2 separate regions of the Homo sapiens genome follow, and region 2 is linked to region 1. The links are chromatin loops, found by intact Hi-C in ENCODE. Cell type or tissue: PC-3. All regions are shown on one strand. Links, peaks and the distances in the headings refer to the core of each region. The heading gives the core; the rest is flanking DNA.

The links. Hi-C counts contacts between places; a loop is a spot of excess contacts. Peaks named below come from ENCODE experiments on the same cell type or tissue, not always from the same donor. Only the 100,000 strongest peaks of a DNase experiment are listed, where the experiment ranks them.
Region 2: it touches region 1 in a loop (3-fold over the local background); 2 of 110 quality-filtered maps call a loop at or near these places.

What each region holds. Positions count from the first base shown.
Region 1 is chr2:75,401,537-75,406,926 of GRCh38, forward strand. No RefSeq gene overlaps it. Among named protein-coding and RNA genes, the nearest start is that of EVA1A-AS, 120 kb to the right of the region's middle. RefSeq lists an enhancer at 2,460-2,519. In PC-3, for the core only: a CTCF peak has its summit at 2,608 (motif pointing left); a DNase peak (open chromatin) is centred at 2,595; H3K27me3 peaks cover 3,135 bases.
Region 2 is chr2:75,238,812-75,244,201 of GRCh38, forward strand. All of the region lies in intron 2 of TACR1-AS1 (TACR1 antisense RNA 1), which reads left to right. All of the region lies in intron 1 of LOC107985900 (a long non-coding RNA gene), which reads right to left. Among named protein-coding and RNA genes, the nearest start is that of TACR1, 42 kb to the left of the region's middle. In PC-3, for the core only: a CTCF peak has its summit at 3,131 (motif pointing left); a DNase peak (open chromatin) is centred at 350; H3K4me3 peaks cover 1,104 bases; H3K27ac peaks cover 836 bases.

The DNA.
Region 1 (5,390 bases), core at 245-5,244:
GGGCAATACTTTTTTTTCAGCTAAACCTGAAGATTTCATAGACACTGGTGTCTTTTAACATTGAATGGTTCTTAGAGAAACCTGAAACCACACTGATTCTTTTTTCTCATTTAAGTTGATAGGTTTGAATGGATGCACAATAGCTTTTTCTTTTCATTATCTATGAGATCCCAAAATTTTGTAGGACATGTCTTAATATTAATTGTTCTGAAAATCTCTGTATACACTGTTTTGTCTACTCAATCTAAGACTTACCCTGTCAGGTCCTTTTACATCTTTGGGAAATTTTCTTGAATGATACCTTTCAAATTCTTTTTTGTTACATTTGTTTTGTTCTCTTTTGAAGAACATTAACTATGCATAGGTTTAATCTCATAAGACCTCCATTCTTATTTCCAATCTATTGCTATTATTTTTTCCTAATTCCTCTCCTTCTTTCTGTAATCTTTTTAAAATTAGCATGTAATAGTTTTACATGCTTATGGGGGTACAGTGTGATATTTTGATACATACATACAATGTATAATGACCAAATCAGGGTAATTAGTATATAAATCACCTTAAAATTTATCATTTCTTTGTATTGGGAACATTCAAAATCTGCTCTTCTAGCTATTTGAAAATATAGAATAAGTTATTATTAACCATAGCCGCCCTGCAGTGCTAAAGGACACTAGAAAGAATTCCTCCTACCTAGCTGTAATTTTACATCTGTTAACCAGCCTTTGGCTATCTCTTCCTCCCCACTACCCTTCTCAGTTTCTAGTTAACACTATTATATTCTCTACTTCCATGAGATCAACTTATTTCACTTCCACATATGAGTGGGAACATGTGGTATTTATCTTTCTTTGCCAGACTTATTTTATTTAATATAATGTCCTCCAGACTCACCCATATTGCCACAGGATTTCATTCTTTTTCGAGGCTGAATAGTAATACATTGCGTATATATGCCACATTTTCTTTATTCGTTAATCTGTTGATAAACACTTTGGTTTATTTCATACCTTGGCCATTTTGAAAAGTGTTGAAATAAACGTGGGGGTGCAGATATCCCCTTGACATACTGATTTCCTTCCCTTTGAACATACACCCAGTCGTGGGATTGCTGGATCCTATAGTAGTACCATTTTTAGATTTTTAGATCTTTGAGGTACCTCCATACTGCTTTCCATAATGGCTATACTAATTTCATTCCCACAAACAGCACACAGGTTCCCTTTCTTCCAGCATATCCTCTCCACATCCTCTCCAGCAGATTTTGAATGTTCTCATCCATAAATGGTTGAGGTGATAGGTATGCTAATTACCCTGATTCAATCATTACACATTGTATACATGTATCAAAATATCACACTATATCACATAAATATGTAAATGTACTGTGTCAATTTAAAAAATCATAAAAGCAAAAAAATAAGAAAAAATCAAGAAACCCATCTCATTTACAATAGTCACACAAAAAATATAAACTTAGGAATAAATATAAACATGGATGTCAAAGATCTGTACAATGAAAATTATAAATATAATAAAAAATTAAAATGGACACAAAAAAGTGGAACAACATTCATGTTTATGGATTGAATTAATATCGTGAAAATTACCATAGTGCTCAAAGTTAACTACAGATTCAATAAAATCTCCATCAAAATACTAGTGACATTCTTCACAAAATAGAAAGAAAAATTCTAAAATTTGTATGAAACCACCAAAGATCTCGAATAACCAAAGCAATCCTGAGCGGGGGGAGGGGGTGGGGAAAGAACAAACCCGGAGAAATTACACTACCTGACCTCAAAATATCTACAAACCTATAGTAACCAAAGCAGCATTGTACTGGCACAAAGATAGACACATAGGCCAATGAGACAGAATAGAGAACCCAGAAATAATTCCACACACTTAGACCTAACTGATTTCTGACATTGGAGAAAGGAAAATTTCTTCTGTAATCTTTTAAACTTTGTTCATTTATATTTCATTTTGCTTTTTTTGTTTCTGATCCTGCTTTTTTGTCTCTTACTGAGTGTATTAGTTTCCTAGGGCTGCCACAACAAACTACCACAAACTGGGTGGCTTAAAACAACAGAAATTTATTGTCTTACCGTTCTGGAGGCTAGAAGTATAATTTTAACATGTAAGTAAGTTTGGTTCATTCTGAACTGTGTGAGGGAGAATGTGTTCTGTGCCTCTCTTCTAGCTTTTGGTGATTTGCTGATGCTCTTTGGCGTACCTTGGTTGTAGATGCGTCATCCCAACCTCTGCCTTCATGTTTGCATGGTATTCTCTTTGTATGCATGTCTATTCTCTTCATATGGCGTTCTCGTTTTAAGGATACTAGTTATATTGAGTTAGCGAACCACTGTACTCAAGTGTCACCCCATCTTTTTAAAAAAAATTTTTATTTTTTGAGACAGACTTTCCTGTTGTTGCCCAGGCTGGAGTGCAGTGGCATGATCTCGGCTCACTGCGACCTCCGCCTCCGTAGTCATACTTTACACTCCCACAGATAGACCCTACAACATCTACTCGTTGGTCTAAATTAGGTTATGTTGCTTCTTGCTTGCTGAGTGTGCTCCTGACTGTGGAGAATTCCTCCCTCTACTGGTTTATCCTGAGAATTGCAACAATTTCTCTGTATATCACGCCTATCAGGGTCCCAGGCAAAAATTCTTTTAACCCGGTGGAGTAAATTTCCCAAATTCCTCATGACTGTGTGAACACATGAAGATATAATAAAATGGGGTTCGTCACTCTATCTTATACATCACATTACCATACTGCAATGGTTCTGAAACTTTTATTCACGTACTAACATCTCTAAAATAAGACTACATCTTCTAATCAATGGAATCATACAATTGTTATCAGTATTGTGATATAGTTGTTATTATAAATCTAATACAAAATTAAAGTGGACACAAAAAAGTGGAACAACATTCACGTTTATGGATTGAAAGAATTAATATCGTGAAAATTACCATAGTGCTCAAAGTTAACTACAGATTCAATAAAATCTCTATCAAAATACTAGTGACATTCTTCACAAAATAGAAAGAACAATTCTAAAATTTGTGTGAAACCACCAAAGATCTCGAATAACCAAAGCTCCTGTGCATGCAGGAGCTTCCTCATAGCTGTTCATATTGTTACCACTTCAAAAGAATTATGCTCATTGTTGATGCTCTATGCATTAAATTTAATTGACATGTGCAATGTACCCAAATTGAATACACTGATTAATCACTGAAACAAAATGTTATTAAGTACACAGAAAGGTATGAAAATAGTGTCTCAGGGCATAAATTTTATATCAGTAATGCACATACTCATTGTTTTAAGGACAACTGCATTTCCATATTTTCTTACAAAGCAACAACCAAATGCTTTATAGGACCTAAGAAAGAATGGTATGCATGAGTAGGTGACTTTCTATTATGATGTTCTATTGTTAAGATCTATGCAAAACGATTGCCTATCACTGACTAAGCAGTACAACTGGAGGCAGAAGAAATTGCAAAATACTCCAGGATAGATTAAAGAATTTCGAGCCAGAGAGAGGCTATGTGACCCATTCAGGTTGGGTAGAAATATCATTAAGGCATCACATATCAATTTGTTAGAAGCTTCCTGTTGTCACATTTGATGGCAAAATTTTACTGTACTAGACAGCTAAAGAGCATCCATCCATCATAAATCTCCTTCTCTCTGTCTCTTTTTTTTCTCTCTCTCATTTGAGATGTAAGCTCTTTCTCTTTTTTTCCCCCAGTCTAAGGCATACTCTTTATTTTTCTTATCTGGGTCATGGCTCTTTCTCTTGAGCACACATATCTTATAAGCTCTAACTGCCGAACTATCTTTTCTTTCCTGAAAATCTCCCTCTGGGTTCAAATAGCTTTTCTTTGGCTATCTGCCCTTTCCTTAGTTTTCCACATGTTATTGTTAACATATGGTGTAATTATAGGTGATTAATACTAAAATGAGAAGTAATAAACTATAAACAAGCAGAAAAATATTAGAATTTCACTCACCCATTTCCACGTATTGCCAAGGATTTTGGCATCATCTGAAGGCAGAATAAAAACTAGAATGCTTATCTGCATGTAGATTTCCCTTTTGTATTTTCAAACTTTTTAAGTAAGTGTTCCAGAATATCCCTGTCAGTTGCCGTATCTCTTACTGTGTGCTTCTGGCTCTTATGAAGGCTTATATCACACTTCACCTCACGGAAAAGTTAACTATATTGGGGGATCTGCAGGAGGAGATAATCATCTTGGCCCCAGAAAAGCTGGAATGAGTCTCTGAGATTTTATGTCAATGTAAATCCAGGCCAAAATGAAATACTTTGAGATGAACTTAAAATCTTTCATTGACCTTTATGTGGAGGCTCTTATCTTTATCATAATACATTTTCTATATTAATATAATCTAGCTTTTTGGGGTCTTTTCTGACTTCTCTAGGATTCTAAAGGCATTCTACATACTACAGGAGAGTTCTGAGTGTTTTCAAGGTTACTAAAGTTTCCCACCGCTCACTAGAATTCTATTTTCTGAGTATTTTTTACCCATTTCCATCCATGCGAAGTTTCTCTTCTGAGCCTGGCATTATTTTCTTTTATTCCACTCAAGTCTTCACAAAACACATCTGCCTTTTGACTCTTGCTATCTGGGCTGTCAGCCGAAACCCACAATAGTGTGGAGCCTGTGAAAGATGGCTCAGCCTTTTGTGTTGTATGCATCCATTCAAAAGGACTCTATAGGCAGAGTTAAGCAGACATACAAAATCTCCCTGCTTCTCACCCATTAATTTCAGTCACTTTCATAGTACAGAGAAAACCCTTTCATATTTTAGAAGTTGAATTTGCATAAATGTGCATAACACTGATGTTGCTGCCCTTTCCCTTCAACTATTTTCTGTTCCAGTAATTCATCACCACCTGCCCTTGCATCCTGAAGATTTATGTTTTGAAAATCACATGAGAGTAGTTATATGGCTCATTATTCTCAGGGAAACATGCTTTCAGTGTATGATGGCTCTTTGCTCCTTATCTCTGGGCGCAGAAAAATCTTGCCTATTTGTAGGGCTCTGTGCCATGCTCCGTCTCCTTCTGCACATCGTTGTCTATTTTTCTTTCTTTTATTAAATTAATAAACAAAAATTTATAACCACATTTAAATGCACATAAGAGAGAGCTCTCTGTAGATGAACATTCTACATATGTGTAACAAAAAAGAAATAGAAAGTAAATGAGAATGTTTCTGAAGTTTATTTTCCCATGAAGCATAGACTAGGTAAAAAATTTATGTCTTACTGAACTTTCTAAAATTACCTAAACTTCTTATTTATCAAAGCACACTATCTCAGCTACTGAATTGCATCCCAA
Region 2 (5,390 bases), core at 143-5,142, 160 kb before region 1:
TATAAACATTGTCATATTTCAAGTAACACATCAATTGTCTCAGCATCTCTTACACAATATTCCTCCCTTTCTTTTGACCCTGAATTATAGCAGTCTCTTGCGCGCACACACACACACACACACACACACACACATACACAAACTCCTCACTTGACATGGTTCTGATATGCATGGATTTTAGTTACCATGGTTTGATTAAATGACACCAGTCTCCTAACAACATAATTAAATTTCAGTTATCATGGTATATCGTGAGTGCTTGTATAAGGTACAAGTTTCAGCCCACAAATGACTACATTAAAAAAAAATGTGCATCATCATCCATGATCAGCAACATTCTTTTAAATTCTGTCTATGACTAGTCACTGTGCAACTGTTATTCAGTCTATGTACACACAGAAAAGTGTGAAGTTTTAGTCCCTCCTTGTCTCACAATGATAAATACGTGATGTTTTACAAAAGATGAATAATAAAAAGAAGAAATTCGCCAGCAAAACTGAAAGCGCAACAAAGAAAGTGATAAACTAGAAGTAGAGGTAGAATTGAACATAAATGGAGTTATAAAAGAAATAAATGACCATAAAAATGTTGACACTGCTGTCATTGGAGAAATTCTAGATAAGTAGCCAGAAGGAACTTAGTAAAAGTCTACTTAATGGTGTAAATAAGGAAAGTGGTTCTGACGAAAAGAATGAAGATGTCCTTGAGGAAGCGCTGCCAGGAATAAACTCAGCATTAAAAGAATTCTCAGAGACATTTTACAGCATTGAAAGTGCAAAGGGTAAAATAATGTAAACGGATCCAAACTTAAGAAGGAATATGACAAGTTGCCAAGATATAGAAGTGAAGCTTGCTTCCTATCATAAGATATACCATGAGAAGAAGGTAAGCAATGTTAAAATGACTCTTGGTGAGTTTTTTTGCAGATAAATGTAGCGCTTTAATTATCAATGTTTCTAAAATTTCAGCGTGCTAAATAAACATTAGTTTTGCCATTTTCCGCATTTTTCTATGCATTTGTAACTAACCACAGGATAATTTTTTAAAAATTTATGAAAGATTATAATTTTCCTATTGATTATTAAAATTGTTATGCATGGTATTGGCTTGCATGGTCATTTTCACAGTTTCTTTTCTGTTTAATTCAGACATCTGTATTTTATTTTAGTGTTGCCAAAAGTATACTGTCTTGAGTATCATAGCTTTTAAAATCTGTTTTATCATGTGTCAGAGCATGCTCTCCACCCTTATTATTCTTACTATTAAAAATTCTTTACTATTCTCTCTCTTTAGGTAAATTTCAAACTAATTTTGTCAAATTCCAGCTCCCATGGAGGTTTGATTAAAATTACGTTAAATACAATACTCATTTGGAAAAATTATTGTGTTTATAATACTGCCTCCTCCCTTCAAGAATATAATTGTCGCTGGGCGTGGTGGCTGACGCCTGTAATCCCAGCACTTTGGGAGTCTGAGGCCAGCAGATCACCTAAGGTCAGGAGTTCGAGACCAGCCTGACTAATATGGTAAAACCCCATCTCTACTAAAAATACAAAAATGAGAGAGGCATGGTGGCGGGCGCCTATAGTCCCAGCCACTCAGGGGGCTGAGACGGGAGAATTGCTGGAACTCAGGAGGCAGAGGTAGCAGTGAGCTGAGATAGTGCCACTGTACTCCAGCCTGGGCAACAGAGCGAGACTCCGTCTCAAAAAAAAAAAAAATTGTTGATCCTTCTCTCACAGCCTCCTGAGTGGTACCCTCCTCCTGCCAGTGCCTGAGCTGATGGTGGGAACAGCATGCCTGTGCCCACTGTTCGAAAAAGCCAGAGCCCCATTCCCACCCTGGACACCTAGGCCTGCATGCTCATGCTCTGCATGGCTGTAGCCCTTGTGGTTGGTGGCACCTTGGAGCTCCTGGGCACGAAGCAGCTCATGCTGCAGAGATTGGCAGTTGTCTTCAGAGGGGACAAAATGGCTCACTAGATGCATCCAGGAAGCACTGCTTCCACTGAGAGAGACCAAAGTATTGCACATACTTTGAGCAGACCTTCAGAGAGAAAACACCAACAGCTATTGGAAAGGTGATACAGACACTGAGGGTGAAGAGGGAAAAAGCTAGGAACCCTGTGCAGGATACATGAATGCTAGGGCTAGTTCATGGCCCTGAATGGATCATGTGGAAGGAGTGAGTAGAGAAACAGAGGGACAGCTTACTTTCACCATGGCCCTCTGTGATCTTAGCTATAGGGGACCCCACATGCCCCATGGATGTTTGAATTGGCAGGGGAATCTTCCCTGAGAGTAGGCAGAGACAGGGCTTCAACTGGAGCAGAGCCTAGGGGCTTTTGTGCCTGGGGCAGCTGCAGTGGAGTACAGCCATAGGCGCCCATAGGGCTCTCTATCTTCTTCCAAGTAACTCTAGCCCCAGCTGACCACCAGATCAGGAGAGAACAGGGCTGGTGCTTCCCAATGGGACTGGGTTGCATCTTTTCTGCAGACCCACCTGCCTGCCAGCCCTTCCCAGGACCCCTGCCTGGCCATTCTGCAGGAGTATGCACACAGCACAGCCTCTGCTGCTTAGCCTGGATCCTTTGCTCCATCTAAGTAGTTTCCCAGTGGCCTGGGAGCACATCAGATCCCCCAGCACAGCTGGAACCCAACCCAAGGGTCCAGGGGATGAAGCTGCTGGCTGGTCCCTGTATCCTGGGGTTGTGGTACAGAGCTCGAGAGTGTTGAGCTGAGATCTGTGGCTGGTACTGGAGCTGGGGAGGAGTCCTCATACTCAGAGCACTGAAAGGGGTGATAAGACATATCGGTTCATGGGTTGGTGTGGGAGCAGGGTGTTCCTCCCTCCACAGGGCCAGTTTGGAAAGAATGTGGCCTATCGCCCTGCCATAGCCTCTGCCTGAGGGAGTCTCGTGGCCCAGAACACCTAATAAAGGAAATAAAGACAGAACACCAGTGATCAGAGAGGTCTCCCCCAAGGCCTAGAAATGGACCCGGTGAGGGAGTCAGCTCTCCCTCCTCCACCACAGAGGACAGCTGCAAATATGAGGAAATACAATAAAGCCCTGCAGATAAGCACTTATCTTCTGGCTATAATTCTTTAGTGCCATCTACTGAATCACAGCCTAAACTACAACTGCAAAAATATTCTGTCACTTTGAAACCAAGGACAAGAATCCAGCCGCAAATAAAGATAGTATACAGAGTCTTGGCCCTCTGAAAGCACCCAGAAATGAAGCCAATTGACTATATTCAACTTACACAACAGTTAAAGGAACATAAGTCCTTTCAGATGAGAAAGAATCAACACAAGAATTCTGACAATTCAAAAAGCTAGAATGTCCACTTATCTCCAAACAAACCCACTGGCTCCCAAGCAATGATTCTTAAACAGACTAAAATGACTGAAATGACAGATGTAGAATTCAGAATCTGGATGTCAAGGAATCTCATCAAGCTTAGGGAGAAAGTTGAAACCTAATCCAAGGAATCCAGTAAAATAGTCAAAGAGCTGAAAGATAAAATAGTAATTTTAAGAAAGAACCAAACTGAACTTCTGGAACCAAAAAATGCATTACAAGAATTTCATAATACAATTGGAAGTATTAACAGCATAATACCTAACAAAGGAAATGCAGACACAACACCAGTGTCATGCAGCTGAGAAACAGCATGAGACCAAGCTGAGGAATCTCAGAGCTTGAAGAAAAGTTCTTCATATCAAGTCAGTCAGATAAAAATAAGGGAAAAAAAAGGATTTAAAAATTCATACAACTTCTGAGAAATATGGGATTATGTAAAGACATCAAACTTACCACTCACTGGAATTCCTGAGAGGAGAGAGAGTAAGCAACTTGGAAAATATATTTAAAGACATAGTCCATGAAAATTTTCCTAAATAAGCTAGAGAGGTTGACATGAAAATTCAAGAAATACAGAGAACTCCTGCTAGGTATCATTCAAAACACCATCCCCAAGGCACATATTTGTCAGATTCACTGAGGTCAACATGAAATAATCTAAAAGGCAGCTAGAGAGAAGAGTCAGTTCATGTATCAGGCCAGCAGCAGACATATCAGCAAAAACCTTATAAGTCAGGAGAGGTTGAAAGCCTATTTTCAGCATCCTTAAAGAAAAAGAAATTCCAACCAAGAATTCACTACCCTGCCATATTAAGCTTCATAAGCAAACAAAAAATAAAATCCTTTTCAGACAAGCAAGCACTGAGGGAACTCATTACAACTAGACCAGCTTTACTTATGGCCAGGTGTGGTGGCTCATGCCTGTCATCCCAGCACTTTGAGAGGCCGAGGCGGGCAGATCATGAGCTCAGGAGATTGAGACCATCCTGGCTAACACAGTGAAACTCCATCTCTACTAAAAAAAGAAAATACAAAAAATTAGCCTCATGGTGGCACACGCCTGTAGTCCCAGTTACTCAGGAGGCTGAGGCAGGAGAATCGTTTGAACCCAGGAGGCGGAGGTTGCAGTGAGCCAAGATTGATCACGCCACTGCACTCCAGCCTGGGCGACAGAGGAGAATCTGTCTTAAAAAAAAAAAAGTACTTAAAGGAGACCTAATATGAAAACGAAAGAAAGACAGCTGCTATCACAAGAACACAGTTAAATACATAGCCCACAGACACTATAAAGCAACTAAACGGTCACGTCTGCAAAATAACCAGCTAACAACAGATGGCAGGATCAAAATCTCACATATCAATACTAACCCTGCATATAAATAGTCTCAACGGCCCACTTAAAAGACAGAGTGGCAAACTGCTATCTTTAAGTGGCAAGTTTGCTATCTTCAAGAGACCCATCTCAATGTTAGATAGGTCTCAACAGAGCAGATTCCCTTTTAATTCATCCACAAAATTATGTAATTTGAAGTTATGTTTTCTACCTTCAGAAATTCTTTTTTGTTTTTCATTTCAATTTCCTTTCGTACTCTATTATTTTTTAATGAGGTTTTTACTCGTGTCTTCCTGATATTCTTATTTTACTTGCATATCTTCTTTGATCCTCGGTTGCCCTTTTCTGTCTTCTTTCGGGTTAATTGAAAAAATTTAATATACCACTTAATTTCTTCTATTTGCTTCTTGCTATGACTCCTTTTATTATTTTTAGGGGTTGCTTTAGGACTAACAACATGTATCCTAATTTATCAAAGTTTACTTAGAGTTAATATTGTAAGACCTGACTTCACACTTCATGGATACTTCTTACTTTCTGCTTTCCCTTTCAAAAATGTAACGACATTACAACGGTACAATATTATTCATTCATATTCATTTATTCATTCATATTCATTCTATCGTTTGTGCTATTATATTTTTTTCTTCACTTATTTTAAACCCCACCTACTTTACAATGTTTGTCTTT